Regions from separate parts of the Homo sapiens genome. Here region 2 is linked to region 1. Evidence: chromatin loops called from intact Hi-C (ENCODE). Cell type or tissue: MCF 10A. All regions are shown on one strand. Links, peaks and the distances in the headings refer to the core of each region. The heading gives the core; the rest is flanking DNA. Region 1 overlaps FAM78B (family with sequence similarity 78 member B). Region 2 overlaps LOC112268276 (a long non-coding RNA gene).

Evidence for each region. Peaks named below come from ENCODE experiments on the same cell type or tissue, not always from the same donor. Only the 100,000 strongest peaks of a DNase experiment are listed, where the experiment ranks them.
Region 2: it touches region 1 in a loop (13-fold over the local background); 3 of 110 quality-filtered maps call a loop at or near these places.

Annotation. Positions count from the first base shown.
Region 1 is chr1:166,126,328-166,142,579 of GRCh38, reverse strand. All of the region lies in intron 1 of FAM78B (family with sequence similarity 78 member B), which reads left to right. Among named protein-coding and RNA genes, the nearest start is that of MIR921, 20 kb to the left of the region's middle. RefSeq lists enhancers at 4,469-4,638, 13,675-14,176. In MCF 10A, for the core only: a CTCF peak has its summit at 9,149 (motif pointing left); a DNase peak (open chromatin) is centred at 9,129.
Region 2 is chr1:166,175,388-166,191,639 of GRCh38, reverse strand. All of the region lies in intron 1 of LOC112268276 (a long non-coding RNA gene), which reads right to left. Among named protein-coding and RNA genes, the nearest start is that of FAM78B, 17 kb to the right of the region's middle. RefSeq lists a silencer at 9,063-9,192 and an enhancer at 15,180-15,349. In MCF 10A, for the core only: no CTCF peak of the experiment used is centred there; a DNase peak (open chromatin) is centred at 6,529.

The DNA of each region.
Region 1 (16,252 bases), core at 5,583-13,582:
TTCTTTGTTTTGTGGTCAATCCTCAAATAAAAATAGTCTTCCTCTTTTCCCACTTAGACCTCAAGATCCTTGAGGGGAGGAATCCCATTGTGCACCATACATATGTCAATGCCCAGTGCTCAGTAAGTGCTGGTGCTAATGCACCACTGACTCTGTCTGTGGACTTCAGGCTTCTGCTGCTGCCCCGTGTCCTAGCCTCAGCTGTGCAGTCTTCCCAGGCCTGGGTGGTAGCTGTCACCCAGAAGACTTAGGGCACAGGGAGAGTCTGGGAGAGTCTAGGTTGGAAGTAGATTTTTGGGTGCAGAGTCTCAAGCTGCAATAGACCCTAGTGGTTCAAGACACTAGAACCTCCTTTAAGTGCAGTCTAACCCTCCACTCCCCAATAATGGTTTTCCATTGCATAATGTCCCCTAGTGACCTGCCTGGGTATAGCTCTCCACAAGGCAGCTGTCCCTTCCATGCAGACTGTCCCAAGTCAGAGCAGGGCTGGTCACCATGCCACTCACCTTCACAGCCAGTCTGATCATTGAGGAGCTGTGCTCAGGGCAAGGACACCTGGGACCTCTCACAGGTGGCATGCCCTTCCAAGACCAGGAGAGAACACCACAACTTTGCAGGACCAGCATCTCTCAGCCTGCCTCCTCCCTTTCTCCATATCAATATGATATGGATGAGTACTCATCCAGCATTGGATGATATGGATGAATGGTCATCCATCCCAGAGCACTGTCCCTACTCCAGTTCCAGGGCACTCTTAGTCTGTTCTTGGCACATACAGCTTTGCATCTGTCAGTGTCCATGCAAAAGCCAACACAAGCTGTGATGGACTGTGCATTGGGTAGCCACCAGAGGTAACTGCCACTTATCTATCAGTCAGCCTTTGACAGGCCTCACATAGATACGTACCTCCCATCACCTCCAAGCTGGAATACACTTTACTCATCTGTAAAATGGGTATGAACATGCCTCCTTTGCAGAGCTTTTTTGAAGATTCTGCATTTACTAGTTTAACAACTGTTCAGTACCTATTATGGGCCTAGCTACCGGCACATAGTAAACACTCAGTTACAATAGCTTTAAGAAAATCTGTCTTAGACAAAGGAGTTTCAAAACTATGTGAAGAATATACAAGAAGTAGTAGTCCAAACTGTTTTTTCAGTTGTTTAATGATCTCTATGATAAAGATGTTCAGGGAGAGGAATATCTTGCGTGATAACTGGAGTAAAACCCACTTAGATTTCTATGTCCCCAAACCTCTGGTGTGGTCAGGGTTGGCACCTGCCCTCTCAACCATTTGTCTCACTGTACATGCATCTTGTCTATGTCTTCCACTAGAGACCATGAGGGCAGAGATCAGACCTATGTACGTTGCACATTGCTGTCCCCAGTACCTAGCACAGCACCTTGCCCCAGTACGCACTTCATATATATTTCCTGGACTACGGCAGGTGAGCCCTTTGTGAGGGTTCCACCTGCCCACTGGCCTGGCCTTTAATGTCAGGGGAGCATTTCTGATATATTAATGCCCCTCTAATTGTGCTGCATTCGTTTACATAGGCAGTGCAGCAGCCTGGCTTTGGTGTTTAAAGACCGGATTGCAGTCAAAGCTCTGCTGTTTGCTGGCTATGAACTCCAAGTAAGTTGCCAGGTTCCTCTGAGCACTAATGATAATATTACCTGCCTCACAGGGTTGTTTTGAGAGCAGCTTCTGCTGCTGCCCCATGCCCCAGAATTATGGAAAACCATTTTGTAAACTTCAAGTCACTTCCTCTCCATAGTACAGATCAATGGTAGACCAGTGATCAGGGAGGATACAAATCATACCCCCAAAAAAGGCTTCTTTGTTGTATTTTGCCTCAAGTGTTTTCTTAGAGAACCTCAACAAACCACACTATTTTCTAGTAATCAGCCACTTATCCCACCATTTGCAGTAAGGAAAACTGAGGCACGCCTTGATGGCTTATTCAGCATCAGCAGCCTCACAAAAGACAGAAGTCTCCTTTGGATTAGCTTTATCATCTTTCCCTTAAGCAGAGATGATGGTGCCTTTCTCGCTGCTCTGGCTCAGTTAAGAAGTCAAGTCTGATTTATTGGTCATCCTAACTATCGTTTCCTGAAGGCCCGAAGCCCTGTAATGCTGTTGTCTGGCTTCCCAGATTTATGACCATGGTTTCTGGCCCCCAACAATATCTGGAGTTCGGTTTACATATTCACTTCCACCATCCAATCCAAATCCTCCCAGGCAGCAATCAAGCTGGGGCTGATTCCTCATCCATTTGTGGGCTCACTTTTTCTGGCAAGTCAGCCTTCATTCTCCAGGACGCTTAGAAGCCGCATGTTGGCGGTGGATTGTGCTACGGGAAAGAGTGAATGTGTAGCCTGCACATTTGAAGCCTTGCTGGGGTAGAGAGCAACGCTACTGCTCCTGGAATGTCCAGGCCACTGTTAGAAAGGCCATCTTATTCCTTAGAAGAGTCTAGCCCTGCTGCAGGCTTCAGAAACGTGTGCTCTAAGCTCGTTCCTGCTCATTTGAAGCAGTCTTCTGAAAAGGTCTGCAGAAACCTGCCTTTACCCTCTCCCTCATCCTGCGTGGCCTTTGTCACATCCTTCCTCCAAGGTTCCTCTGGTGGTGGTAGTAGGGAGGCTGCCACCTGGCTTTGCATGTGGGAAAGCCCAGCCTCTTCCCTCCAACCTCACAGCAGGACAGCCAAACTTGGATTTTTTCATGAGGAAGCAACTCTTATGAGCTCTCTGGTTCAGCTCTCTGGTTAAAAGACCATACTGTGCTGTTTCTGGGGCAGCACAGACCTGGTTGATCGTGTCCACAGGAAGAACAGCCTTTGGGATTCATTAGTCTGGTTAAGACCAGCCCTGCAGCCTCCTCTGCCAGCTATAGAACTATGTGTTAGAGTTGGTGCTGAAGCCAGTCACAAACCCATCCCAGATGCGTGTGGTCTTGTTGATGTTCAAATGCCACCTCCTCCTCCAGGAAGACTTCACCACCTCCCCAAGGCTGCCTTATGGGCTCCTTCTCTGTTCCCTCTCGACTCTGCCCCTCTATCACTATGGCCATTTTATAGAATTTTAATTATTGTCTCGGGTGTCTCCACTAGACTGTAAGTATCAAGTGTGTAGAGACTTTTGTTTCAACTCTGTATCCCCAAAATTCAGCATAGTTCATAGCACATACAGTACTCTCAATGCCTGTTGAATGAATAAAGAGTCTGCTTGCATGTAAAACTACAGTGGTTTGGTCTTGGAGACACTTGTTTTGGAATTCTTCTACTGATAGGGACAGCATCAAGATGATGGGAAATGTATTGGTCTGGGATTTGTTTTGCCTACAAAGTTTCTTATGTTGGCTCATCTCCAACTAGATAAAACCCTGAGTCTAGGCTTCCCCTTCTAACAAAGCTGCTATACCTTTATGGACCTCCATTTTCCTGTCTGTAAAATGAGAGTGTGGGCTAGCTAGAAAAATTTCTGGTGTCCCCCTTGCTGCTTTGTAATTCTGGAGTACGTTCGGAGAACACCCCAATGTGACAAAGGATCTGGAAATTCTTCATAAAATATTCAGGGAGGGAGACAACTCAGGGAACATGACAACTGTCTGGAATTATTTGAGGGGTTGTCATGTAGAAGATGAAAAGGATTAGATTATCTTGAAAGGCCCCACAGGTTATAAATAAGACCAATTATTAATTCATTCAACAAATATTTGAGTACCTGCCATGTGCAAGGCACTATTCTAAGCAATAATGATGCAGTAATGAATACAACAGACAAAAATCTTGTTGCCTTTATGGAGTTGACATTCTAGTGAACAGAAACAATTCAAAAACAAACACAATGGAGAGGAGCTTCTTGGACCCTCAAAACGAGCTGCCTGTGAACTATTGAGCTCTTTGTGTTCAGGAATACGTTTAGTACTTAGAAATCTGCTTCCAGTGGCTGCTTAGACTAAATGACCTTGTTAGGTTTTTTTAGCCCAGCAATCCCATGAATCTAAGGCTAGCGAAGATGTGTGATCTCTTTATTCTAACACCACTAAGCCAAATCATGACCTCCTCTCAATGGTAACTGTCACTCTAAAAAGAGAGATAAGGTAGATGCAGTGGGCTGTTCTTATGAAAAGGCACCTAAAAAATAGTACTTTAGAAACATGCATTGTGGTGGGGGTCTGGGTGGAGGGGTTGCTTTTTCTTGAGATCCCTGTGATATTGAGGATGAAGAAAGAGAAACACAGGGGGTGGGCAACTTCCTTGAAGGACCAGAGAGAGTGAGTCATGAGGAAGAGAAGGAGGAGACAGAGAACAGGAGAGTTGGGGATGAAGCCTTTGATGAGGGGAGTGAGGAGGGGCAGAAGTAGGAGACAGACATGAGGAAACCACCAACTGAAGTCCCAGAAACCCAGCCTCCGTCCCCTCTAGGTCCTACTGCCGTCATCCTCTTTCTGTAAAGGTGAGAGTCTAGGTGCAGTGTCCCAGGTTCCAAACACAAGTTCATACTCATTGACTAGTGGGATGCCCACTGTGAGAGCAGGAAGGAGGGCTAGAGAGATCTAAGAGGGCAGAAGCCCTGCCCTGCCAGTATTTTTTGCCTCCAGCCACCTGCTCTGTTCTGAGACATGCCTGAGACCAGCTGCCTACAGGGGGACCAGGGTCTGTTTCTGCTGTTAACCTTGGTTCCCTCCTGCATTCCTGCATGTGGGGATGTAGACAGGAAGCCTGCAGGTATGGAGCAATTGAAGCAGAGTCTAGATAGAGCCCAGACTCCTTACTTCCCATAGTACTATTCTGCATTTTGTAGTGCTGCTTATGCTTTTCAGTGTTTCCACATCTATTTACTAATAACATCATAGTACAACAGCAAGAACATGGCCTCAGAACTCAAAGTTCTGGAATTCTAATATTTTATTTGATTGTCAGTATTTCTGTGAGATAGATAAAATAGGAATTATTTCCTCTGATCTGCAGGTGAGGAAACTCAGTCACAGGGAGCACATTTATCCATACTTGTGGAGCTATAGTATAACTAGTATTAGGACAAGGATAGCCAACATAGTTAAAAAAAAAAAAAGTACTGGACTTACAGTCAAGAATCCTGGGTTCACATATCAGCTACTGTCCTGCTATGTAACTTAGAATACATCTGTTTTCTGATGCTTAATTTTATTATCTATAAAATAAATAGGTTGGACTAGAAAAAGAAAATATGGCGGATGGTGGACATCTTTAGTCCTTTCAGTCCTTTGCATGCCTGTGGCAGACATGGCTAATTGATCATAGCTCACTGTCCTGCTGAGCCAGATGCAGCCCAGAGTCCTCAGTACAGGGCTCCTGGGAGCCAGCAACCACTGCTGAAAATCAGGGTTAGCACATAAAAGGAAATTGCTTGCCATTCCTCAACTAGCTCTCCAAGTTTTTTTCCAGTCTAGCATTCTGGGCATAGAAAACTGGTCTCCTCCCTTCCAACCTCATGCTCTCTACATCACGTCATCCTGGAACACTCCTTTTCTATAGATCTGTAGGAAAAGTAAAGGACTAAAATAAGATCTAGGTTCAGGCCCCTTCTCTTTCCATTAGGAGCTTAGTATCCTCACAGAATGTAATAACACCTACCTCACATGATAGTTATGAGCCATACGAGTGCATTCAGTTAGCAGACGTCAGTGCTTGACAACTGTGTGCCAGGCATTATGCTAACACACAGCAACTTGAGCTCCCCATCAGGCATCTTCTAGACCCTCTTCCCTCTCAGGAACTGAGCAGGAGCCTAGACTATTGACCATCCAGGCAAGCTGTGTTGCTGCAACTGCTCTAAATCAGAGTCACCGGCCCAGTTAGGGGCAAGGTAGCCTGGAGCCTCAGGTAGAGGTGGATTTTTTCATCTCATAACGTTGCCTTCCAGGAGTTCATTGCTTTTTCTTTTTGGTAGATCATCCTGTTTCCATTTACTTGTTCATCTGCTCTTTGGTGCCTTTATTTTTTTGCCATTACTTATCGGTAAAGTTATGCTGTTGTAAAGAGGGGAAGAGGAAGGGGTCCTGGTTCATAATAACACTGGAATGAGAGTTGGCAGAGACAGCAGCAGCTGTGAGGGCAGAGAGATAAGGCATCTGGAGATGGCTGCTCTGTTACCTACGTCACTGATCCGCTCATGGGGGCCAGCACACAGCTAGAAGTCAGCTTCCCCAACCCTCACACCCTGTCCCTGCAGGCTCAGGCTTTCCATCACCCAGGCTCTGTGAAGATTAGTGTGTCATCTTTAAAGCACTTGGCACTTCTTGGAAAAAGCCATGCTGTGAATTCAGGCATGGCTAAAAGATTGAACTCTTATTAAATCTCTGACACCCTCCATGCATCAGAATTCATACAGTCTTGTTCTGTTACATCCTCAGTGTCCTTTGCTAGTTCCCAGCTGGTCCCACAGACAAGCAAATTACTGGCAGGTTTGTTTAAGACACTGTACTTAGCCCACCTAGAATACTCATGAGTGACAAGTCCCCTTTAAAAGAACTGTTTGAAAAAAGTTAGCATTGAGGCTTGCAATGTTCCTTCTGCTTCATGTTGAGAATGCAGGAACCCCTGGGGATATTCTAGGTCTTAGGAGACTAGATCTCTTGTTAATATGTCAAAAACCAACTTCTGGAAAATAAGTCTGGTCTGTACTGATTCTAAAATACCTTGGATTGTTAACTTTTGCACCATCTTTGCAGAACACACACAGAATGTGACTATTCAGAGGAAGAAAAATTCTTTCGGCATAGACCTCCCTTCCGTAGTTGACAAAGTCATGGTGTTGAGTTAAAAGTGCTATGGCTGCTCCTGTGTTGTTTGGGGCAGGTAGTCCAGAACCCTGAGACCATGGTGGAAACAGCTCCATTTGGAATTCTCTCTAGTTTGGTTCTTTCTCCTTTTCCCCACCTGCAAAAGAATACTCAGAGTGCTATCTATCTATGTCCTTTCTTTGAATCTTTAAGGAGAATGTCTTCACCCAACATGTCTCATGCTACTGGACTGAGTAGAAGAGCAATGGAATCTTGTTACTTATTGCTAGTGAAACAGACAAGGAGCAATACATGATACACGCTTTCATTGTAAATCCTGATGTGGAAGGATTCAGGTAGTGCGATGTGAATCATCATCAGGATGATGCTTCCTGCTATGCCATCTCCCAGCTTTAGCTTTAGATGCTGGAGTTGGTTAACCATTACCAATGTACCCTTTGTCCAAAGAGGAATTGTTCTCAGAGTTTTGGACTTTGAAAACAAAAGAATGTGCTTTCAAGATGTCATTGCTGTTATACTTTATAGTTTATACATTCCTGCCCACTGGTCTTGCTTTTTTTCACTTTTTCTTCTGAGGCAGTTATAAGCCGTGTTGATACAGCTGTTTAGAGAAAATTCCTATGGAAGTAGTTCTAGCTGGAAGTCATCTGGGGAAAATTAACCTCTGTAGGTGGACTGAACTTTTTCAGGGAACGTGTAGGGACCTCACAATTGACCTAATTAATGTGTTTGCATAGTAACATACCTGTTTTCATTGTACATTTAATTAGCTTCTTTAAAAATAATTCTTCAGGTGAAAGATGTTAAAGGCTTCTCATCCTGCCCTGCTGAGCAGAGCCAAAGAGCTTGATAGTTTTAGGACAAATAAAAGGAAGCAGTACTTTACGCTGTAGGTAGTAAATGTGTGAAAATCATTACTCCTAGAAACAGTATGTGTTGAAATTATCAATAGATTCTAGACACGAACCTTTAGAGAGCATCATGGATGACAGATATAAATTGAGTTATTAAAGGGACATTAGAGAGCATTTTCTAATCGTTTTAAGTTATCGTTACGAATGGATCCCCCATATTCTCCGGTGAGCCTTGTGACACCACAATCAGGAACAGAATGTTAGGTGGATGAATGCTGGTCTGACCTACTGAGGTATTATTAAATTCATATGCTCCAGTCAAAATTTTTAAGCCAGTTTAACCTTTTTACCTATTTATGCTCCAGTCTTTTTAGGTCAGTTTAACCTTATACTTATTATTATTATTATTATTATTATTACTACTTTAATGTTCTGGTGTCTTTCAAATGGCCACTTCTTCAGAACTCTCTCAAATGATTTGGAAAAGCTAGGGGGTACTCAGCCCAACCATAAGATGGGAAACCTGAGCTGCAGTCCTGCCTCTGCCACTAGCTAGTTGCTTGACTAGGGGCAACACTGCACTTCTGCTTCATTTTTCTGCAAAGAAAGGGAGTTGGATTAAATGCCTTCCAAGGCCCCATTGGCAGCAAAATACTGTGGATCAGTAAATAAATATTATATGCACACTCATTCAGGGAGTCCCTAGAATAAAAGAATAGTGGGGTCGGGGGTGGGATGGGGGACTGCTTTGCCTTATTTTCCAAAAAGGATAAAGTAGAGCATTTCTCCCTTCTGACAGGAGAAACTGAATGTTGTAGGGACAGTGCAGAAAAACCCCTGACAGCATGGGGAAACCCCCCAAACTTTCTTTTCTCTGAACCTGAGGAGGGAGGTAGTGGGGAGAACATACGGTGGGAGTTAGGCAGGTCTGGGCTCAGTCACTCACTGACTCTCAGTCTCCCGTTGGTAAAATGGAGGTAAGTACATGTAACCTTTGGGGTGATGAGGATGAAATGAGACAAGTGGCATGAAGTTATCTCACTTAGTTCCTCGTATAAAGTAAGGGCTCAATAAATAATAATGTTTAGAGAAAGGAGATGGGAGTTCCAAAACACGGCAATTATAATGGTAAGCACCTCGCGAGTGGCCATCAGAGAAGGAGAAGCCAGTGCAATTGAAGCAGACGGCCTGAGAAAGGCCGTAGCCTGAAGCCCACAGGTGTGCAAAGACCTGCTCTAATTAATTAGGCATAAGATTAGCACTGGAATACATTTCTAACCACCAAAAATCAGATTCACTATTTCACATTATATTTACGGTTCTTTTTTTTTTTTAAGATTGCTCAACTTTACAGATTAATATTATTTAAAAGTTGCAAATATTTTAATAAATCATTGAAATTAACAGTTACACATTTGTGGGATTTGCAGAAAGATCCCCACATGAAGCAAAGACATCTTGTGTTTTGTTTCATATCGCTGTCACCTGCTGGCAGAATATGCAAATTGCAGGTTTGGTTTTGTCTAAGAAATTCTACCTCTAACATACATCTGTCTTTAGGAAAATGTAACTCTAAACCTAAAGTTACACAATAACAGGTATCCTCTCTTCTCCTGAGAATTCCCATAACCAGCTCTTGAGGAAGACCAGAGTGGACCTTGTGAGGAGTTTCCGGTACTACCATGAAGCTGCTAGGTCAGGATATGCAGCTGTGCACAGCTCAGCCCTTATTCTTCCTCCAGGAAGCCAGTAGAAAAACACTGGGGTCTAACCTCTAGCAGAAATAATGTGCTCAAAGAGAAAAGCAGGGCCACTCTGCTATTCTCAGAGTCAGCAATCTCCTTGCCCTGCCAAGATCCTACCAGTTTAATGAACAACTCATACCTTTCCTCGTTGTTGAAAGCTCCAATTCCTCAACAAAGTCTCAGTGCTGCTGATAACCTTAGATCAGCCCCAGAGATTGTTCTCATATCCCAGAGGGCATAAATATGGCAGTTACACCCCTACAAACTGCCCTTATCATTTTAATCATGGTTCATCTTGAGAAACCAGCAGATACTATGAAGCAGTTTTGTCACACTCATAAGCTGGTACTGTAACTCAAGTCACTGTTTATCTAACAATATGGGGCATAAAATAACAAAGTTGGCCTTTCTGGTACACTTAGCTGATGTAGTATTATCTTTGTAGTGGTTTCCTCACAGAAAACAACTAGAAGCAAGTGGCTTTTGAACTTGGTGACTTCATCCTAACATGAAAATTTTTGTCTAATTAGGTGGAATGATTTGGCAAAAGAGAGCAATACTTAGGTGGAGATTCATTCATTGGGAGGATGGAGGGAATCTCCCACTGCTGTACAAGAAGGGAGATGGCATATGGTAAAGCCCTTTGTCATAATGGTTGACATTCACAAGCCACTTACTTTGCACACACCTGGGTTTTTTTGCACTTCACAAACATCTCACTTAATCCTCAACAATTACCCAATAAAGGTAAGCAGTAATATTATCCCCATTTTGCAGATAAGGAAACTGCAAAATAAAAATTACATGACTTTCCCAGGATCACACCGTTAAATCGCAAGCTAGATTTTGCTAGTCAAGTCCAGTGTGTCATGTTCTTCACACCGCGAGGGTTAGGGGAGAGGGGAGATTTGGAACCACTCTTCTGGGTAGCAAAGAGAGGACAGAAAAACCAAAACATATCCTTTCAGCTATTATGTGAACTGCTTAATTCTGGTGTTACACAATAGTAATGATAGGACATCACTAAACATGTCATATTTACTTTATTTTATGATGACAGCTAATATGTTTCCAGTCTTCATAGCCTGTTGCTCTTACTGTAGAGGTATCTGCTGACAAGTTTTTAAAATTGGAGAAAATTGTGCTTAGGCCTTGCCTTTTATATGGCCTTCCTGACATTCAGCCTCAGATTGCAGCAGAAGTCTCTCTCAACTGAAGTCAACAGCTTTCATCAGAGGGAGAGCAATGCATGTACACCACTGTCACTGCAATTTAAGACCTGGGTCTTCTGCCCCCAGCTGACTATTTTCTGCCATGTGAGGGCAGGATTTTTTCAGGTTCCATCTCCCACCCCTAGACAGCCCTGCCGCTGGGGTCTTCAGTTCAGGACCTCCAACTAGTGCATAGCCACGTAACCTTACTTTTTTTCATAAAACATAGTAAAAATATGTTTACTATTTTCTTCTAAGGGACACTCAGTGTCCTGAACCCCAATGACATGGAACTTTGTGCCCTTTTAGATAGTTCTCCCCAGTCTTCTTCATATTGAGCCCAAATCAGTCAAATTTTATTCTTCATGCAGCCCAGTTCTACCCAGCAGAGCCCCCTAAGATAGGTCTTCTCACAGACACACGTACCAGGAAAACTAACGTTGCTGTTGCTTGGTCTCAGTAAAGTCACTGTCTGTTGGAGGGTTCAGCTGCCCACTACTGTGAGGTAGTTTGCTCTCCTTTAACCCCCTCTGTAACGTGGAACAGTGGAGTTGCTTTAACTCTGGAGCAGTTTTGCCTGGTGTACTGGGATGGGCCTTAGCTGCCTGCTGGGCTTCTGACATTGCCTCTCACTGTCTTACATAATTTGGAGACACTATTAAAAAGCACCTAGGGGGCTGGGCACTGTGGCTCACTCTTGTGGCTCACTCCTGTAATCCCAGTGCTTTGGGAGGCTGAGGCGGGCAGATCACTTGGGGTCAGGAGTTCCAGACCAGCCTGGCCAACATGGCGAAACCCCATCTCTACTAAAAATACAAAAATTAGCCGGGTGTGGTGGCACGCATCTGTAGTCCCAGCTACTCAGGAGGCTGAGGCAGGAGAATTGCTTAAACCTGGGAAGTGGAGGTTGCAGTGAGCCAAGATTGCACCACTGCACTCTAGCCTGGGCAACATGTTGAACAAGACTCTTGTATCAAAAAAAAAAAAAAAAAAAAAAAGCACCTGGGGAGATGCAGATACACCAAGTTATTCTACCTCCTGGGCCCGCAGCCTTGTGACATCGGCCAAGCTTAGTAATGACAGCATTCTTTGTTGGTTCTGTTTCTTCTGAGTTCTGCCACAGTGTCTGGCTGTGCAGATGTACACACAATGCAGGAGAAAGAGCACAGGTCTGGGAGTCAGGGAACCGGGGCTTAGGCCTGTATCTCCCACTTAAATAGTTGTTCTATCTTGGGCAATCCACCTCACTTGTTTGTCAGTTTTTTCAACTTGATTAATAATACTTATTTTAATTAATAAGTATTCAGGGTTTCTCAATAGCAGTACTATTGACATTTTGGCCTGGTTAGTTCTTTGTTGGAGTGGCAGCAGAGGGCTGTCCTCTGTATTGTAGGATGTTAGCAGCATACCTAGCCTCTACCCACTAAATGCCAGTAGTACCTTCCAGCTGTGACAACCAAAAGTGTTCCCAGACATAGCCAGGTGTCCTCTGAAGGGCAGAATTGTCCCCAGTTGAGAACCACTGCATTAACTCATAGGATTAGCAGGATACATTAAATAACTGTGTGAAAATATAAGACATCATGGTTGTCTTCCTCCTTCTCTGGCATTCCAGTCTTCTCTGATTGTCTATACTTACGTAGAAGCAGAAAGAAGAAACAGCATATTCTATCCACATCCCTATGTGGTCCAGCAAGTGACTTGTTACGTCCATGCTTTCACATCATGCGATTCAGGTAAGTTTGTCCTTTTCTAATGGGCTTGATATTTACTGTGTGTGAAGAGCCACAGAGGTGAGTAGCAGTGCCTGTTTTCATGGATGACACATTCTCATGGGAGGAATATTTAAGCACAGAAATGACTAAGACCAGAAAGGCATGCTCAGGTGTCAGAGAGGAAGCACTTCACAGAGGAGGTGATGTTTGGGTTTCAGTAGACAGAGATAGGCTGGTATAGCCTGAAGGGGCTTGAATCAGAGGGAGCAGTGACCCAGGGTAGAAAGCACATAGGATTAGATGAGAAGGTAGCAAGAGATAAGACCTTGTGATCAGTCTACGGAGGCTTGGAATGCCAAATGTGTTCATTGTCCCTAATTTAGCAGTGACATGGCATGGCCATAGCTGTGTTGAAGAGGGTCATGTGGCAATGGATTAGAGTAAGGAGAGGCCAGCACAAGGTGGCTTGGGGACCTGAATAGAGTGATTGTGGTAGGAGAAGGGAGGATGAGGTTAATGGAAGAGAAAGTGCAGGAGAAGAAGCAGCAGGGTCTGTGAAGGTGAAGAAAGGGAAGAGGACGAGAGGACTACAATTTTGACTCTGGAGCTCAGAGAAAAGGGTTTCCCAGAATAGAACAGGAGAAGACAAGAGGAGGAACCAGGAATCAGGAAGTTCGAGCACTGGAGAAGGGCCAAGGTAAAACATTAAAATTGAGGGTTTCCTAAATTCATCCACATCCATGCCTGAAAAGGTCTCACACACTTCCTGGGAGAAAAGGCACATGAGTGTTTGCTTGATGCTTTGTTCATTGCAGAGATGGGCTTCTTGAATCCATTTATCGTTTAAGGACTATTTATATGGCCCTCAACAAATAACAGTAAGAAAAAAAGAAAAGAAAAGCAACTCAGCCTGGGGCTTTGGTTCCTGTGCAAAGCACTTTTTATAAGCAGAAAGAATCAGACTTTGGATTTAACTAAGTTAACAGCAGGAGCAGAATTGCATGCGGAGCACATGCCATATGCTGCTTTTTCCTAATATTCTAACAATACACTGGGATGCTCTAAATCTATATACACAGGAGTGCGCCCACAGCAGGGGCTCTGGGCACTGAATTGGCACAGCTGGGCCTTCTGCCACTGCTCACACACCCAGACAGAGAAGCATAGCCTGGACTCTTGAGGATGTGAGCAGGATCCCCACATTTATGTTCTCAGGGACAACTCAATCACATTCGCATCTTGGCCCCCCAGCAGGTGACCCAACTTTGGTCTGTTTTTCCTCCCATGAACCTTGCTTCACCTCCTCCCATGCTTTCTATTATTTCATTCCAGCACTCTATACAATTAAGATATTGAGATCCTTAAATGCATCTAAGAAGGGACAATCAAAGTAATGGCTCCCAGGACACTCATCTATCTTCTACCCTGCATACATATTTAGTCATTAATATTTATCTACTAACCAGCCAAAGAGATGCTCCATGTGTCAGTGGGTCTGCCATAGGGAACCAAGTCATACTGCCTCACCCACTGTCTCTCACAGACTCAATGCCATGTTCTCTCCCAGTGGGAAAGTGGAAAGAGATGCCCGAAGACCAAACCTCCCTTGGCTTCAGCTTGTGAATGTTAGCAGTGGTATCCAGCTGTGAAACCTTCTCTCCTCTATTTTCTGACTTACAACCAAAGAACAGTGATTTACATGGGGATAGCCTTTCACAATTAGGCATTTTCACCAACATTAGCGCATTCAGTTGTCACAGTGAAAACTAATTCAGGTGTTAACTGCCTACTTTATAAGGGACAGAGTGCAGAGAGGGAGGGATGTGATTCAGTGCCAGTGCAAGGACCAGACCCCAGGTGTCTGACTGCCAGCCCAGGCTCTGTCCACCTGCTGACTTCTGCCATGGCCCTTTGCATCTCTTCTTTCTCTTGCTGCAGGCTTCCTCCAGTCCATTGAGTGCTCATTATGGCCTTTGTGGAGTGAGGAATAAATAAAGGAGGAATGAAATAAATGTATAAAATTAATGAGGAAAGTATAAAATGAATGAATAAATAAAAGAGGAATAAAAGGAGATGAACTGCAAAGAAGAAAAGTTTAGCTCCTATAGGTAATAGGGTGTCAGAATTACTTTTGTTGGCTTAGCTCTCCTATTTCTCAGTTTCCACATTTCCTTCACTTCCTATGTTTTAGGCTTTTATTTACTATAAGTTTTCCAGTGCTCCTACAATAAAGCTTATACTACTGAGGCCAATTTCATAGGTGGTTTTTATCAACTAGCAAAATATCTTGTCTGACATGGTGGCTCTATGTTTTATATCTGCTACTTCTAAAATAATCGTCAGTGTGTGCCAAGTAATTATGTGTGGATCCATTTGCCACCCGATGGACCAGGGCTATTGCAGGTGAGGTGTGATCTTGGTACCATCCTTAGCCTTTGGGTTAACCTCAGCAGTGGTCTGTGTGCTCTTTGACCTTGGTGTGTTTGTTTCACTGCATCCACCCCCTCCGCCTGCTACAGACACACAGTAGCAGTCAGACACATTTTTGAACTAAATTTGTCTTTCTCTTTTCATCACCAACTTTTCCTTTACCAACATCTGTTCAAACTGGCAATACATTTTTGGTAGCAACAAATTCAATTTCTACTAGTACTATTATCAATAACAGCTATTTATTGAGCACCTAATATGTGCCTAACACTTTAAACAGAGCTGTGAGCACATACAGTAGGCCCCAGTTGGTAGAAAAGGGACTGCAGAGTCTCAAGGTTAGAGACTCCTCAAGCACCAGATCCTGAGTCCCCTGGAAGGAAGTTGGACTCTCCATGTAATAGAGACAAAAAGGGAGGTGGTCTTCCACAGTCGTAGGTAAACCCTTCTGCTCAAAGTCTGGAGAAAGACTTAATTCCAAGCTCCCTCCTGGACTGGTGGTGATTGGGGTGGAGGCAGCCAATATATATGCAGTCTCTGTCTAGGGCAGAATTGAACTTGGAGATGGATTGTCAGTGATTGCAGCTGCCAAAAGCTGGGGAAGTGGTAGGAAATGAAAGAGGAACTGCAAGCACTTTTCAAAGCCCTTGGACATGCATACATTTCAATCTTCACAACCCTGTAAAGCAGGAGTGATTTTCTCCATTGTTCAGGTGAGGATACTGACATTCAGAAAGTTTAACATTATATGTCACCCAGTAAGAGAGAGAAAGACCCAGCCTTCAGCCTCAAAATCTTTTATTCCTTCTACCATAACAGAATCAGGTGAGATCTCTTGGATTCCTTCCAGATCACAAATATCTGAGTCTTAGGTCCTACTGTGCCTAAGTTGGTTGACAGGGGAAGATACCATGAAACATCTTGGTTTCCATGTGTTAGCGTTAGGATGCACACATAAGCTCTGAACTGAGACCACCTGGGTGCATTCCCAGCTCCAATACTTGGTTATGTCACCTTGGACAAGATATGTAATATTCCTTTGCCTCAGTTTCCTCATCTATAAAATGGGACTAATATTGGTACTCAATATTGTAGCCTACATAATGCAATAATTATCATGTATTATTGTGTATATTACACCCCATATGATGTGGCCCCTCATTGTCTGTCATCCTCATCTTCTCCATCATCACTCCTTCCCAGCCTCACGTGCCCTCTTACCACTCCCTGAGCACCCCAGCATGCTCTCACTTTTAGACCTTTGCCCAGAATGCCCCTCCCCCAGATGGCCAACTCCCTCACCTCCATCAAATTTTTGCTCAGTTATCGTCTTCTCAGTGAGGCCTACCTGGACCATTCCCTGGCACTCCCAGTCTCTTTTACCTGCTCTACTATTTCATCCATACTATTTCTCCCTAACCTACTACATGGTTTACCTTGTAGTTTACTACTCATTTATTGTGTTTATTGCTTGTCCATATACAAGTCAGAGATCTTTGTTTTATTC
Region 2 (16,252 bases), core at 3,119-11,118, 52 kb before region 1:
CCACAACCATCTGACATAGCAACTGCCCCCTTTAAACAGGATTTGTGGTCTCAAGGCTGCTATAGTCTCCCCTCCTCTACCTGTGTAACACCCAGCCTGCTTCACTTATTCATACTGATTGCATGGCCTGGGAACACATTTGAATTTGAGATCCCTTATTATGAAATATAATGATCAGATAATTCTAAGAACTGGGAACATGCAAATTATTAGAAAGAGAAAATATCCATGAATCACAGTGTCCATTTTCCCAAAGAAGCAACTAATTGCGACAGGCATGAAACTTGTAATTGTATGTATTATAAAGATATTTATGAGGATATTGTACACTATTTCACACATTTCTAGGTAAAATGTGTGTTGGGTTTATGTGTGCATGCATGCTTATATGTATGCATATAGTGGGTGCTCAATAAATATTTACTGAATAAATTAATATGAGGTGCAAGAGTGTTCACCAAAATTCTGAACCCTAAAAACACTATGATCTACTGCTACATAATTTACAATTTCTGAATCCACCATGCTTCTCTTTTTTTCTCTTATTTTCCCCCAGTTTCAGCCTAAGACTGAAAATAGAGCAGAGGCTTCATTAAAGTCCATCAATAATTATAAATAAAAGCTGATTAATCAATCATCAATGAGTGTGTTTACATCAGCATGATGAGGTTTCACAGTGCATTCACTGCATTAGTGAAGCCAGGACTTCTGGGTTCTGGCCCTGGCTCTGCCCTTAGCGACAGTGATTCTGTGAGCAAGTCCCTTGGCTCCCTGGTCCAAAGTGTGCTCATCTATAAAATTATATGATATGCAGGGCTCCTCTCTGCTTTATGGTCTCTGTTTTTGTGAAAACAAAGACCTATGAGCCATAAGTTGACTGGAAGCTCAAAGCCATTAGAGTCTAGCAAGGAAAAACCAAGAAGAGATTTTTTTTTCCTCCAATAATTAAGGCAGGAAGGTCTGCAAATGCCTGGACAGTAATTCGTGGAGGGCCAAGGGTGGAACGTGAACTCATTAGCAGGATGTTGAGTAACACTCAGAGAGGAAGAGAGGGTGATGGGAAGGGAGTCCAACTGAAGACAGAATTTTAAAGAGAATGTAAAATAGTGCTGCTAATTACGTCATTTAAAAACTGAACAACTGAGTGTAATTCTTGCTGAAGTAATAAGAAAACAGTCAGGGGATGCATAATAGTTACAAGAATATACGCTAATAGACAAAAACAGGATCCCCAACTAACTTAGGACAACAAACCCCATGTGAGCTAATAGAAGTCAGACGGAAAACAGTACCTGAATTTCAACCCAATCTCACTTGAGTACATAGATTTTAAAGTTATATAAAAGACATACATAATAAGTACTCAGAAAATATTTGTTGAATTATATTACATTTTTAAAACCTCAGGAATACTTCACTATTTAAAAAGTCTAACCTGAAGAAAATGAAAAATATGACACATCTCAGAGTAGTTATTTCTTTTATGAAAGGATTCACTACAAGTATATTTTAAACATAAATATTTTGCCATTAAAATGGTTCTATTTACAAAGATTTTTCACCAACAAACATATATAAACAAGATAGAGTTTAGAATCCATGCTTTATTTAGCTTTGCATCTATTTGGCCTAACACAATATCAGGCACAGACGGATATCAGGCACCAATGGATAGTTAAATAACTTTCAGTAAGTGAATACATATGTTTCGGTTATCTATTGCTGCAAAGAAAACCACCCCACTCTAATGACTTAAAAAGACATTCATGTTCTTATCTCTCACAGTTCCATAGGTTGGCTAGGCTCCATGGGAAGTTCTTCTGTAGTCTTACTTGGGTTCTCACATGTACTTTCCATGAAATGGAAACTCAAATAGCATGGAGCTTCTGGAAGCTCACCTGACATGCTGGGATGACTTGGTCTCTCTCCCTCTTTGTGTATTCTCAGGCCTCTCCCCCTCTATGTGGACTCTCTGTGTGGTCTTTCCTGTAGGGTAGATAGACTTCTTACATTCTTAGGAATCCCAAAAGTACAGAATCAAGACTGTACTCAGAGCTTGATTCTGCCCAGAGCTGGCTGTGTTCCTTCTGCCATCTTCCATTGATTAAAGCAGGCCACAGGGCCAGCCCAGACTCAGTGGGTAAGGGAGGGACAGGAGGGCATGAGTACCAGGAGGCATGGTTCACTGAGGCATGTTTGAGGTGAGCCACCACAATTTTCTCTTGCTTTGGGCCCCAACTTCCCACAGGGCAGAAAGCAGGATTACAGATATGCAGCTACAAATGTGCGCCATTTCTGTGACAAAGGAAGTATGACTCAGAGGCAGAGCTCGAATCCCAGAGGGTGAGACCAAAAGCTGAGCAGAACCACTTCTAAAGAACAAAAGTGAGCCTTCATCAGGAATATCCCTTGCTTCAAGTCAGAAAAATTGGGACATGTGTCAGGCTGGATTTCAGAATTGCTATGAATCAGTGACTGATCATCTCTCCTTTTTTCCCCTCTTTTTGAACAGGAAAGTCAATTGTCATTTTCTTGTCTCATTTTCAACTAACTAAATGTTAGTGAGTGAGATATAGATACTTGTCCTTTTCTTTCCTTGGTCCTTGCAACTGAGAAAATGCACATAAGGAACTTCATCCCAAAAGCCCCATTCTGGGACATGATTTAGTGCACAATATCCTGGACTTCAAGCTGATACCATATTGGAATGAGATTTGCAAGGGTGAGTGTATTTTTTATATAGGAAGTTCACGAATCATGAACAGCCACAGGCAGTAGCTCGTCTCCAAAGATGGCTCCCAATGAGCCACACCTCTCCATGTTCACACTTTTATTGTGAATTCATTAAATTTGGGCTTCCCTGAGATTTGATTTAATTAACAAAAATAGCAGAACTGACATGGTGCCAATTAGAGGCTTATGTGTTATAAGCCTGGAAGCTTCCACGTTTACATTTTTGGAGACCCTGCACCTCCACATAAGAAGTCTGGCTGCCCTTCTGGGAAGACCACATTGAAAGATGACCTGGAGAGGCCACATGGGGAGACACAGGTTCTAAGCCTACAGGAAGAGAGAAAGAGGCCCCACTGTCCCAGCAAACCAGCCAAGCTTCTTTCTGACTATCCCTGCCTAAAAGAACCCAAGAGAGAGGGCAAAAGAACTGCCCAGCTGAGCCCAATCAACTCACAGAACTATAAAATAAGATAGTTGTGTTTAGCCACTAAATTTTAGGATAGTTTACTAATGTAGCTACAGATAACTAAAGTGGCATCAATGAATGAATATGGGCAAATTATATCATTTAAGGAAGTTATATTTTCAAACACTATCCAAAAGTTATTTTCTCTATTCAAGAAATGTCTGTTGGGCCCCTAAACTTGTCAGCTCAGCCCTCTCGGGTTTGGAGGAAAAATGGTGTTTCTTTTGCCCCATTTACATGTTTTCTCCTGAACAATGAGGCTTAGACATAGATCTGAGAAAAAAATCTTTAGTTGGAAGCTGGGAGCTTCCATATCATTGGCTCTAGCCTCCTCTGGCCTTAAGAGAGGCTGTCGTGATGCAATAGCGGCAGGAAGCAGTTGCAGATTCTCAGGGGAGACATAACATGATGAAGGTGGTGTTCAGGAAGGTTCATTTGGCAGCAGAGCACAGATGGGTTATAGGGAGTGTGATGCAAGCTGACCTGAGTCCAAACCAGGGCAGATAGAAAAGAAAAGAACTTGAATAACTACAGAAAATAAAAGAGAAAGGGCTGAAGATTACTCAGACTGGGAGAATAACGGTACCACTAACATAAATATGTAAGAATGTGAGACATTTGGAAAAGGAGTTGTGTGTGGGAATAATTGATCCACCCAGAGTTGGACTTATGCATTTGGACAAGAAGACAACTGAACAGAACCATCTTTTTTAAAAAACTTTATTTTTTATTTTTCCGTAAGTTATTAGGGTACAGGTGGTGTTTGGTTACAAGAGTAAGTTCTTTAGTGGTGATTTGTGAGATTTGGGTGCACCCATCACCCAAGCAGTATACACTGCACCCTATTTGTAGTCTTTTATCCCTCGCCCCCCTCCCACCCTTCCCCCCAAGTCCCCAAAGTCCATTGTATCATTCTTATGCCTTTGCGTCCTCACAGCTTAGCTCCCACATGTCAGTGAGAACATATGATGTTTAGTTTTCCATTCCTGAGTTACTTCACTTAGAATAATAGTCTCCAGTCTCATCCAGGTCACTGAGAATGCCATTAATTCATTCCTCTTTATGGCTGAGTAGTGTTCCATCATATATATCTCTATATATCTATAGATATATATATAGATATATAGAGAGATATATATAGAGATATATATCTATAGATATGTATATAGATATACATATAGATAGATATATATAGATATATAGATACATATATAGATATATATAGATAAATATAGATAGTGGATAAACTATGAGATATATATATCTCATATATATATATATATATCTCCACTTGTTGATTGATGGGCATTTGGGTTGGTTCCACGATTTTGCAATTGCGAATTGTGCTGCTATAAACATGGGTGTGCAAATATCTCTTTCATATAATGACTTGTTTTCCTCTGGGTAGATTTGAAGGCCTAAGAGCCACAGAGTTGAGGGCAAAAGAATATTGATGTCCCAGCTCAAGCCTTCAGGGAGAAAGCCATCAAATCCTCCCTTCCTCTACCTTATTGTTCTATTCTAGCCCTGAAAGGATTATATGAGGCCCACCTACATTGGGAAGGGCTATCTTCTGGGGTTTTTCATTTGTTTGTTTTTGAGACAGGGTCTCACTCTGCCACCCAGGCTGGAGTGCAGAGGCACAATCATGGCTCACTGCAACCTCCACCTCCCAGGCTCAAGTGATCCTCCCACCTAGCCTCCCAAGTAGCTGGGACTACAGGTGCATACCACCATGCCAGCTAATTTTTGTATTTTTTGTAGAGTCAGGGTTTTGCCATGCTGCTCAGACTGGTCCCGAACTCCTGAGCTCAATTAAGTGGCTGGTCTTGGCCTCCCAAAGTGTTGGGATTACAGGCATGAGCCACTACGCCTGGCCAGGGTGATCTTCTTACATAGTAAAAAGATTCAAATGCTAATCTGTTTAGGAAACAGCCTGAAAGAAACAGCCAGAAATAATGTTTAATCAGAGATCTGGGCATCCTGTGATCTAGTCAAGTTGACACACAAAATTAACTATCACAGTCCCTGAATCTCTGCATAGCGATATACATATATAAGTATTATCAAGCTCAAGCTAGTCTTCTGGAGGATAAGATACCACATAGAGCAGAGACAAGACATCCCAGCTGAGCTTTCTTATATTAACCAGCCCCCAGCCAACTCCGCAGCTGATTGTACATGTATAAGACACTAAATATATATAACTGGACCTTGACATGGAAAAGGAATACATCTTTATTGTGTTAAGCACAGAGATTTTTATGTTGCTTATTATACCTGTTACCCCACCTTGACACGGTGGCATGATTTGAAGTCAGTTGACTCCAAAGCCTGTGCTCCCAAAGGATGGAGAGCATGATTGGTGTCCCACCTCCTAGCCTAGGATCTATTATCTATTAATTTCACCCAGCTTTATAGAAAACTGTTCCTAAAATCTCAAAACACATGATCTCACCAGTGGTACTAGACTCTAGAAAAACCTTTGGGGAAATATCTGTGTTTAGTAAGGTTTTACTATACAACAAACCACCCCAAAACCAAGTCTCTTACAACCCAAAACAAACAAACAAACAAACATTATTTTAGCTCACAAATATGAGAATCTGCAATTTGGGCTTGGCTCAGTGGGGCGATTCTGCCAGCCTGGGCCAGGCTCAGCCAATATAAGCTGGATTCCCACACACGTCTGTGATCGGCTGCAGAGCTGGCTGGTTAATCAAATATGGTTCAGCTAGGACAGCTTGTCTCCGTTCCATGTGGTGTCTCTTCCTCCAGCAGGCTAGCTTGAGCTTGATCAAGCAGTGGCAGAGGCAGAGGCTGCAAGAGCAGCAGAAGGATAAACCCTAAAGCACAAGTTCTTTTCAAGCTACTCCCTTTGACAAAAGCAAGACACCTGGCTGTACCAAAAGGCAGTGGGGGAGATCATTATCAAATGCACGAATGCAGGAAGATGGGAACAAATGGGGCCATTACCACTATATACCCAAATAACTCAGGATCCCTGTGCGGGCCAGAACACAAAACAAGTATGTCACAGACTTTAAAGCCTCCAGAGTTATTTCTTCCAGCCTCTGATCTCCAAATCTCCAGCAACTCAACAGTAATAGAATCTATAGGACAGTAGCATCAATTTACTTTTTTGGGAGAATAATAAAACCCATGCTTAGAAAGGAATGACCGATTCGTTGTTTCTGTAACTGGTTTGGCAGAACTCTGGAGGCAGAGGGCTGTCTCTACCTGACAGAAGGATTATTCCTGTGTGTGAGAAATCTTCCTGCAAAAAAGTGAGTCATTACAAGAAGAATGCCAGGCCTCCCTCGTACTCCTCAATGTGGTAAGGAGGATGTGACCAAAACGCTGATGAATACGCTGAATACACTCCCTTTCCCGAAAAGGATGGCAGGAATAAATGAAAGTGCTACTGGATTTGCTGCCCAAGTTGTAACCCAATCTGTTCTCTGCTAAAATGTCCCTTTTGCCTTGAATTTCTGTGTCCAAGCACTTCTCTTTGTGGCTTGCTATTGTTTCTATAAAAATACCTTTCACTTGGCAACATCTAGCCAAGAAAAGCAAAATATCTAACAGAGAAAAACACAGTTTGTCTGTTATTTCAGTGACTTGAGAACAATAATGAGTTGTTATGGTGTGATTTGGGTGCCCCACCAAAATTAGTATGTTAAAGTGTCAACCCCCAGTACTTCAGAATGTGAACTTACTTGGAAATCGGGGCATTACAGATCTGTTGAGATGGGGTCATACTGGATGTGGACACAGGGAGAACTCTATATGATGATATAGGCAAAGATTGGGGTGACACAACAGAAGCCAAGAAAACCAAAGATCGCCAGCAAGCCACCAGAAGCTAGGGGAGAGATGTGGAACAGCCCTCAGAAGGCACCACTCCCACCAACGCCTTGATCCCGTATCTCCAACCTCCAGTACTGTGAGGCAATAAATTTCTGTTGTTTAAGTAATTCAATTTGTGGTAAATTATTATGCTAGTCCTAGCAAGCTAATGAATGAACAACCACCTATGTCATGGGCCCCTTCACATTCAGTCTCTTTTTCACCTCTTGCTCCAAGATTGTTTGTCCCAGTTTCAGATGAAAACACTGAGGCTAGCTTGCCTATGCTCAGTCAGCATGGCCAAAGGCCAGACTCAAGCCCAGGTTCCAGACCCTGTCCATATACTTTCCTTTGCATAGTGTTGCTGTGTGAAGGTTGCTGACAAGGCAAAAATTGGAGCTGCAATTCTAAAGGGAGCTACACCCCCATTGTGCAATAGATTGGTTTCTAAAAGAATTAGTTCTTAATCGATTCCTTATAAACTCAATGATATTTTAAGTGCTCTCACAGAGTTTCCTATTCAAAAGAGCCCTGTGGGAGATCCTTTGGTATAGCTAAGGGTCTTTTTGGATTGTGAATTATCACCTGTCTCCCTTCAAATTTATTTAATTTGCAGGCATAATTTGTTTTTGTATGAGAGTCTTTTGTGAAAGTGGCCCTGCCTTCAATTCTGCACCTCTGCCTTGGCTGGTGGGGGTTCAGTAAATGCTTGCTGTTACCGTTGTGGTTAATGATAGCAATGAAGAACGCCCACAAGTGGCACTGCCTTTTAAATACACGTGGTGTCTGGAATGATTTCCTCCCATTTCAAGCCATTTTGGGCATTTTCAACTTAAACTCATTGCTTGGGTAGAAAAGGGGGAAAACATCATTTTGTTAAATGCCAATGTTTAACTATTAATTACTCAACTATTAGTGAGCTCTGTGTTAGTTACTATTCCAGATATCTAGGTGTTTGTAAATTAGCAGGTACATGTAATTTCTTTTTCTGGGTCTGCCTTTAAGCTGCCTGTGCAGAAAAATTCCCCTGGGGGGTGAGGGTGCCTTTGGCCCAGTGAAGAGAAGACATGTATGGTTGGAGTGAATAGAATCGTATTACTTTAATAACAGCCTCTATTTGGAAGTGCAGGTTCCCAAAGTTTTAGATTAGTTTCAAGGTTCTTTCCTGAAATTGCTTTTATGATTGATTGATTAATTAATTAATTTCTTAAGAATGAGCTGAGTACCTACTAAGTGTCAGGCACCATCCTCAGCCCTGGAGATTCATAGATGAAGAAGACTCCAGCTCTACCTCTCACATCCTCATCGTCTAATGGAAAGATACATGCTTCAGTCAATAACAACACTGAAGTGGTTAAGTGATATACTAGAAGAATGGGGAATGGTGCCTTGGGAGCAAAGGGGGGGAACAAAAGCACTTCACGTTGCTGGAAATGGCAGAATCTGTCTCCCAGAGTTGGTGGCATTCTCACAAAATCTTGAAGGATGAGTAGGAGTATGCCAAATGCATGATTTGATAAAGGACATTTCGAGAAGAAAGAGCAGTGCACTCTTAAGATGCTGCAATGAGAACCTGGTGTTTGGAGACTGGTGGGTGGCTGGACACAGGAGATGATGAGAAAGTAGCAGGAAGTGAGTTTAAAACAGTTGTCTGGGGCAAGATCACAAAGAAGCTCAAAAACTCGTCTCCTCCTAGAAGGGAGAGTGACCTAACTAAATTGAGTGACATGGAAGATGGCCTGAAATGTGAAGAGGCTAGAGGCAGGGAGCTGAACGGGGAGGCACATACTATGAATGGAGGTCTAAGCCAGGGCAGGAGCTGTCGGGATGTGCAGAAGAGCAATAACTTAAACAATAGTAATGAAATGAAATTCTAGAAGCTTGTGACTGGGAGGTGAGAGAGAGGAAGAGTCTGGGATGACTGCACGTCCCTGGCTTGGGTATCCAGGTGTACTTACCAAAACTGGATGGTCCAGGCACAGAAGCAAACTAATGTGATTCATTCTGAGTATATTTAGAATGCAGAAACTGTAAGGAAGCTTTCAGAAGTGAGATTTCTACTCACTCCTTCAAGGGTAATTTGGGACCTGCTTGCTCATTCTGACCTAGCAACCCTTAGAAAGTTGTACCTTGAATCACAGAACAAATGAGTTTAATTTGCATTCACATAAACAGGAAGCACTGGCCCTTAACAACCAACAACCAAGAGGAGTTATCTATCAGGTTCTCAGTTACACATAGCAGAACCGCCTCCATTTACCTTAAGCAGAAAAAGAATTTATTAAAAGATATTGGGTAGCTCAGAAAACCTCCAGGAGGGTCAGAAAGCCAGGCTTGGAGGTAACATGATCAGGGAAAACACTTGGACCACACTGTGGTTGGCTCCAACGGAGACCACAGCCCTGATACTGGGCCCTGGAAGCCCAAAACTCTGCCTCTGTTACCCCTAACAACCAAGTGCCCCATAGTTATCCTCATCAGAAAATGGTTACAGCCCTTGCTTCCTCACTCTGTTCTTTCCCTAATTGAAGTCTTCCATCCATGGGTCTGATTGGCAAAACTTGGATCTGGTAAATATGCTCTAGCTGCAAGGAAGTGGGAAAGCAAATATCTGGCTTTCCTTTTAAGGAGGTGAGATTTACAATGCAGAAAATGTCCTAAACATAGGAAGGGTTTCAGAACATGCTGATTAGAAAACAGACAGATAGTGCCGCAGAGGGCTACTGTTTAAGCAAAAAGATAGAATGAAGTGATCTCTTTCTCCAGGGACTTGTGAGACACTGCTTTTGTAGAGATGACAACTTTGTACTACAGTTTTTACTCCCAGAATGGAAAACTCCCTGTGGCAGGTGAGGTGTTTTGAGTTTTGTATGACACATTGTTGGTGCCATCCACCCGGGAAGAGCTCAATAAACATGGCCCTGTCCAAGTCCATGACAATTATGGAACTCTCTGGCTTGTTCATTCAGTGAGCATTTGCTATATACCTATTGTGTGTCCTGACCTATGTTGGGCACTGCTGCTGATTCAGAAGCATTGAACACACCTGTGCTCATACTCTGTAATCAACAGGGCCTGCTATGTATTGTGCACAGAAATGACACCTGGTGTCTGTCATCACTACAGTAATGTATCATCATTATAGGAACCATCACAGTTTGCCCTAACAAAAAAGGCTTCATGGTCACTCAAGGAGGCGGAATCTTCCCTTGTCATGGCCACCCTGACTGCACCTCCTTGATATTGGTTTCTATTCAATTCTATTCTCTGATTCAATAAAAAGAAACTGGAAGGGAAATGATATTGACTTCCAAGGAGTACCAGAAAAGAATCTTCTAGGCCATTTGGCCAGACTCTCTGAAACAAGGATTCTAAGCCTCGGGGAGAGGCTTAGCCTCCTGAGAATTCTATTTCAAGATCTTTTTCCCAGAGGGCAGTCATCAGGGATGCTCAACCATCCAGGCCATCAGTTCCCCTACAGCACAGGAAGCTGCCCAGCTCTTACTCCTTATTTCAACAGGTCCCTCCAACCCAGGAAATCTGAATTTCTGTAAGGAAAGAAAGTAATTTATCATAAGTCTGCTGCTACAGAGTTAATTGTGTTTTAAACTCACTCTGTCCTACTTCCTCATCATCTCCTATGGCCAGCCAGAATTGAAGCCCTGGGAGGATGGCTTCATGTCTCAGTCTTGAATTTTAATGTTGAGGTGTTAGTAGGCCCCATGGGGCTCAGGCCTGTTTCCCTTGAAATGTGGGTAGAAATAGTCTTCAAGGAAACCAGGCAAATCTACTGCGACCAGGGCCCTGGGTGGGGCAGGTGGATTCACTGAAATGAAGGGTAAGCTCAGAGCCTCAGAATCCAGTGATGACTGGGGGCTCCTCTGTCTTACTCTAGCAAAGCTTTCAGCAGGGCCCAGCATGTGCTTCTATCTGAGGCAGAAAGGAACAAACTGTGCAGATTTTAGGCATGTTGAGATTGTCCTCTTGCTCCCTAGATACTCTAGGGTTTTCATGTTCTAGGATTTCATGAACATGGCATTATTTTTTGAATCTGAGGCTCCATAAAAGTCAGATCTTTAAGCAATTTCACCTTAAGCTATTTTATGTCTACTTTCACTTCCAACCAAGATGGAATAAAAATAGCCTAAGTTTCTTTCCCTCCTTAAATAATTTAAAAACTGAACAAACTTTATGAAACAAGATTTCAGACATTGGACAACAGGAAGTAAAGAATAGGCTTTCCTGAAAGAGAGGAAACAAACGAGGAGAGCCCTACAATTTCCCGATTGATGCCTGGAAAGTTTACCATTTTACATCTTAGAAATCATCTAATCTTCTGGACAAAGCCTGCCAGTTCCATGGTGACAGTGGCTTCCACCTGGGTGGTGTTGGGGGTCACTGCCCTCGTCTAATGTGCCTGGGAGTGGTTTTCTTGTTGTTTGGCACATATCTCATCACACTAACTTCCCAGTCTGTTTTTTGGTTTTTACCATTTCTGCTCAGATGTCTTCACCTTTACACATTCTGCTCAATTGTTTCTACATCCCTGTAAACCTTAGATCAAATACAGAAGCCCGGGTGCTGTGGCTTAAGCCTGTAACCCAAGCACTTTGGAAGGCCAAAGCAGGAGAATCACTTGAACTCAAGAGTTCAAGACCAGCCTGGGCAATATCACAACACCTTGTCTCCACAAAAAAAATGTTTAAAAATTAGCTGTGCCTGGTAACACATGCCCGTAGTCCCAGCTACTCAGAAGGCCCAGGTGGGAGGATCCTTTGAGCCCAGGAGGTTGAGGCTGCAGTGAGCTATGATCGCACCACTGCACTCCAGCCTGGGTGGTAGAGTAAGACCCTGTCTCTAAAATAAATAAATAAATGAGAAACAGAGAAGATCACTTTGGCTTTTGCTTCTACTCCTTACCTTGAGAACTTCTTTAGAATCCCCTTTTCAGGACCCATCACTCTCTCTCATCTAGAAAAGGAGCTGAATTGCCTCTGATTGGTCACTCATTTTTTTCATAAGTTTAATGTAGTATTTTAATTTCTTTTTCAAGCAGGAAATTGCTCAGTCTCTCTAGACCGCTGCCAAATTGCTCAGCTTTGCATTTATTTTAGCTATTACCATAGCATGCTCAGGAAGATGCTGTCCCATGGGGTGGCCCTTGATCTCCAACAAACAAGAATAAAAAAAAATAACCTTTGTGTAATGCTTTCCAGATTGGAAATTGGGTGATAAAGTCTGGGACACAAGCAGAGAAGGCTTTAAGTCCCCTAAAATAGTAACAACAATATCTGACATCAATAATCTTTTCACATGCATTATTCTTCTCAACTCATGACAACCATATAAGGTAATCAAGGCAGGGCAGTTTCTAGCAGTAATAAAAATAATTACTCATTCCGAAGGTGGTGTCCACAAAGATTTCTGCTCTTGTGTCATCCTTATTTTTCTCATTTTATATGTGACCCAGGTGTGCTCAGGTTTTCCTTCTCCTTGAGAAAGATTTAGATTGACTTAAATTCTCATCCCATGTCACTAGGAAATCCAATTTCCTTTTCAAGATTTCTGTCAATTTCAGGGGGCTTATGTCCTCATAGTCTCCCTTGACTCTGACTTCATGTAACTTCTCAACTCTTGGTCTCCACTTTGTCTCATAGTTGTTTCTATAGATTTGCCCTAGAATTAACCCAGCTTTAGAACTCATTCTTATTCTTCAATCTACGTACAGACACACACATATACATGCAGGGACTGTGTATGTAAAGCATACTGTGTTGAAGACTTGGAGATACGGAGAAGTGGGTCTCTCACATGAAAGTATAATAGAAACCACTTAAAACTGAATATCGGACCTCCCTATTCTAATGGGTAGATCTCCATACACATCTTAGTAGGCCATTCACTCTCTCCTCTCTCCCTTGTCTTCTCTTTATCCTAGTCTCTTCCCATCCCCCAAACTCATATTCATTTCTATGAAAGAACTGACTAGCATCTTTTTATGAGATCTCAATTTCCTTATCAGATACTCATCTCTTGTCCTAGGCAGTTATCAAGGGGTTTCCAAAGACAAAAACAGGAGGAAATCTGGAAACAGCCATGAAGATATTTTTGAATTACAAATGCAAACAAAGAAGCTGAGGCTCAAAGAATTTCTGTGACTTGCCCAACACCAAAGGAGTTACTACCACTACCAGTCCTTTGTTAATGGAAAGGCAAAAAGTCTCAGATGCACACTTTCCTATAAAGCTCCCAGTGCCAGCCTGAGGGCTTATGTAAGACATAATCAATTGTGCTTCAAACATTTTAGGGAAATAGCATAGCCTTCCCCATCTAGCACCACGAGGGGCTTGGGAAATGAAATTGTGCTGTGTGACCTGCTCGATGCTTATCTCAAGTCAGTGCAGGATTGTGGCTATTGTCCCCAGCCGCCTCAGGAAGTGTAAACACTAACGTTATTTTGCTTCCACTGTGTGTGATACTTATTGAGTGATATAGATAAAATTAGTTTCTCTTCCAGTAAACACAATACCCAACGTAAAGGGATTCTCAGGTTTTCTCCTTCCCTTTTGTATTATTTCTTCCTATTTATTCCTTTCTTCCTGCTCATTCCATTTATTTTAATGTGATTTGGACTTCCTTTCTATTCGTAAATCAATAGTTTCTAGCAGTAATAAAAATAATTACTTATCTTAGTGGTAAATGCCATGAAGGTTTCTGCCCTCATGTTGTGTTTATTTAGCCTGAACTGAGGCACACGTTGCATTTTCTAAGTAAACACAGCATACAGCAGCACTCCCTGAACAGTCGATCCCTGAAGATCCCATCACTGGCTTCTCGAATCCTCTTGTTGTGTCTGCAGACACTTGACCCTGACACAATTTGGATGGGGCAGACCAGGAGGGGTGGGACCTGGAACTAATGTGGAGATCCCAAAGCAAGTGCAGAGAGAAATGTTTCTAGTCCCACAGGTATAACACGGCATCAAGGAGCCCTGGCCTTGGCACTAGAGCTTCCAAGATGGAACGATGAATATGCCCTGGCAGGGGACATAACAAACAGATCCAGGAGCAGCCAGAAGCAGGTAGTGCGAAGGAAGTCTGAGAGTAACTAGCATGGCCCCTGCACTAAGGTGGAGTTAGGGGATCTTTCTCCCACTCAAGGGAGTGAGGGAGTGTTGAGAGTGAAGTAGGACAACGTCTCTAGAAGGACTGGGATACTAAGCAGGTTACCAAGACAAGGTCTCAACCTCATTCATTTATTCAACAAATATTTTCTCAATAGTCACTAGGTATCAGGCATTGTTTTGAGGGCTGGGGAAACAGCAATGAAAAAACTAAACATAGTTTCTACCCTCATGAAGCTTATAATCTATCAAGGAAGACAGATTAAATAATTGCAGGCCAGGCGTGGTGGCTCATGCCTATAATACCAGCACTTTGGGAGGCCAAGGTGGGTGGATCACCTGAGGTCAGGAGTTCAAGACCAGCCTGGCCAACATGGTGAAACCCCATCTCTACTAAAAATATTTAAAAAATTAGCCAGGGATGGTGGCGCACACCTATAGCCCCAGATACTCGGGAGGCTGAGGCAGGAGAATTGCTTGAACCTGAGAGGCGGAGATTGCAGTGAGCTGAGATCACGCCATTGCACTCCAGCCTGGGCAACAAGCATGAAACTCTGCCTCAAAAAAAAAAAATTAATTAAATAATCACAGAAATGATTATTTAATTACTCATATAAGTGCTGAGGGAAAGAGGTCCAGAGGGCTTTAAGAATGCACAAAAATGAGCCCTGGCTGGGTGTGCGGGGTTGAAAGCATTGCTGAGGGTACAGCATTTAGGTCGAAGTCTAAAGGATGAGTTGGCTATGTGAATGTGCAGAGGCTAGAGGGTGGAGGTTAGAGGTTGGAGGTCAGGACAGGGGTACAGGAAGAAGACTGATCTCACCAGAAGAAAGAGTTTGCACAAAGGCCTTGAGGTAGAAAGTGAGGCTTGACTCATTCAGTGACATGAAAGAAGGAAAATGTGCAGATGGAACAGATGAGACAGAACATGGTACAAGATAATGCAGGAGAGGCAGCCAGGAGCCAGCTCATGAAGTAGCTTATCACAGTCACACCACATGGTAAGACTGAAAATGGGGTCCCAAGAGAAGTAGGAAGCCATTGAAATGTTTTTTGAGAATAAGTGACACAATCTTATTCCAGTTTTTAAAAGATCATGTTGATTATTGTGTGAAAAAAGTAGGTTAGGGGCAAAGGAGAAGGGCAAATGTGGAGAATCCCGTTGGGACACTCAAGAAAACAGAGGGATGCCAGTTCTTAGAAGTGGGGCATAGGGTAAAGAGTGGATCCTAGGAAAGACGTGGAAACTCTGTGACAAGGACCAGAGACCAAAGTGGGCCTTGGGAACAAGGCTCTAGATCAGATTCAGCCCACAACCAGGATACGCTGGCACTGCTAAGGCTCAGAGGGTGTCGCTGGGCCTCTGGCACACCTTAGTCAGGTGTAACTTAATTGTCCAGGCAGGGGTGATGCTGAGCCTGCAGGGAGGAGCTGGTGGCCTCAGCTGAAGTCAGGGAGATGTTCCAGTTTCCTACGCTGCTGTAACAACAAAGCACCACAAACTGCATGGCTTTAAACAACAGAGATTTTATTCTCTCCCAGTTCTAGAGGCTAGAAGTCCAAAATCAAGGTGTTAGCAGGGCATGCTCCCTCCGAGACTCCAGGTAGAATCTTTTCTTGCCTCTTCCTTTTGGTGGTGACCATCCATCCTTGACTTTCCTTGGTTGCATGATTCCAGTCTCCGCCTCTGTCATCACATGGTATTCTCTCAGTGCACCGGTGTCTTCTTATAAGGACTGACGACTCATATTAGATTAAAGGCACACTTTCTCCAGCATGACCTCCTAACTAATTACAACTGCAACAACACTGTGCCAAATAAGGTCACATTCTGAGTTACTGGGGGTTTGAACTTCAAGATCTCTTCCAGGGGGCAAAATTCAATACTTTACAAGAGGGTGATTGAAGGGAAGACCACCAGGGCCTGACCTAGCCCTTTATACATCACAGTTTCTCTACCCAGCAAGATCTACAAGGACATCAGCTTTCACTTCTTCCATCCCCCTTTCCTTTCTGAAACTATTATTAAATATTTAGTCTGAAATAGGCACCAGGATATAAAAATGAAAAACATATAGTGA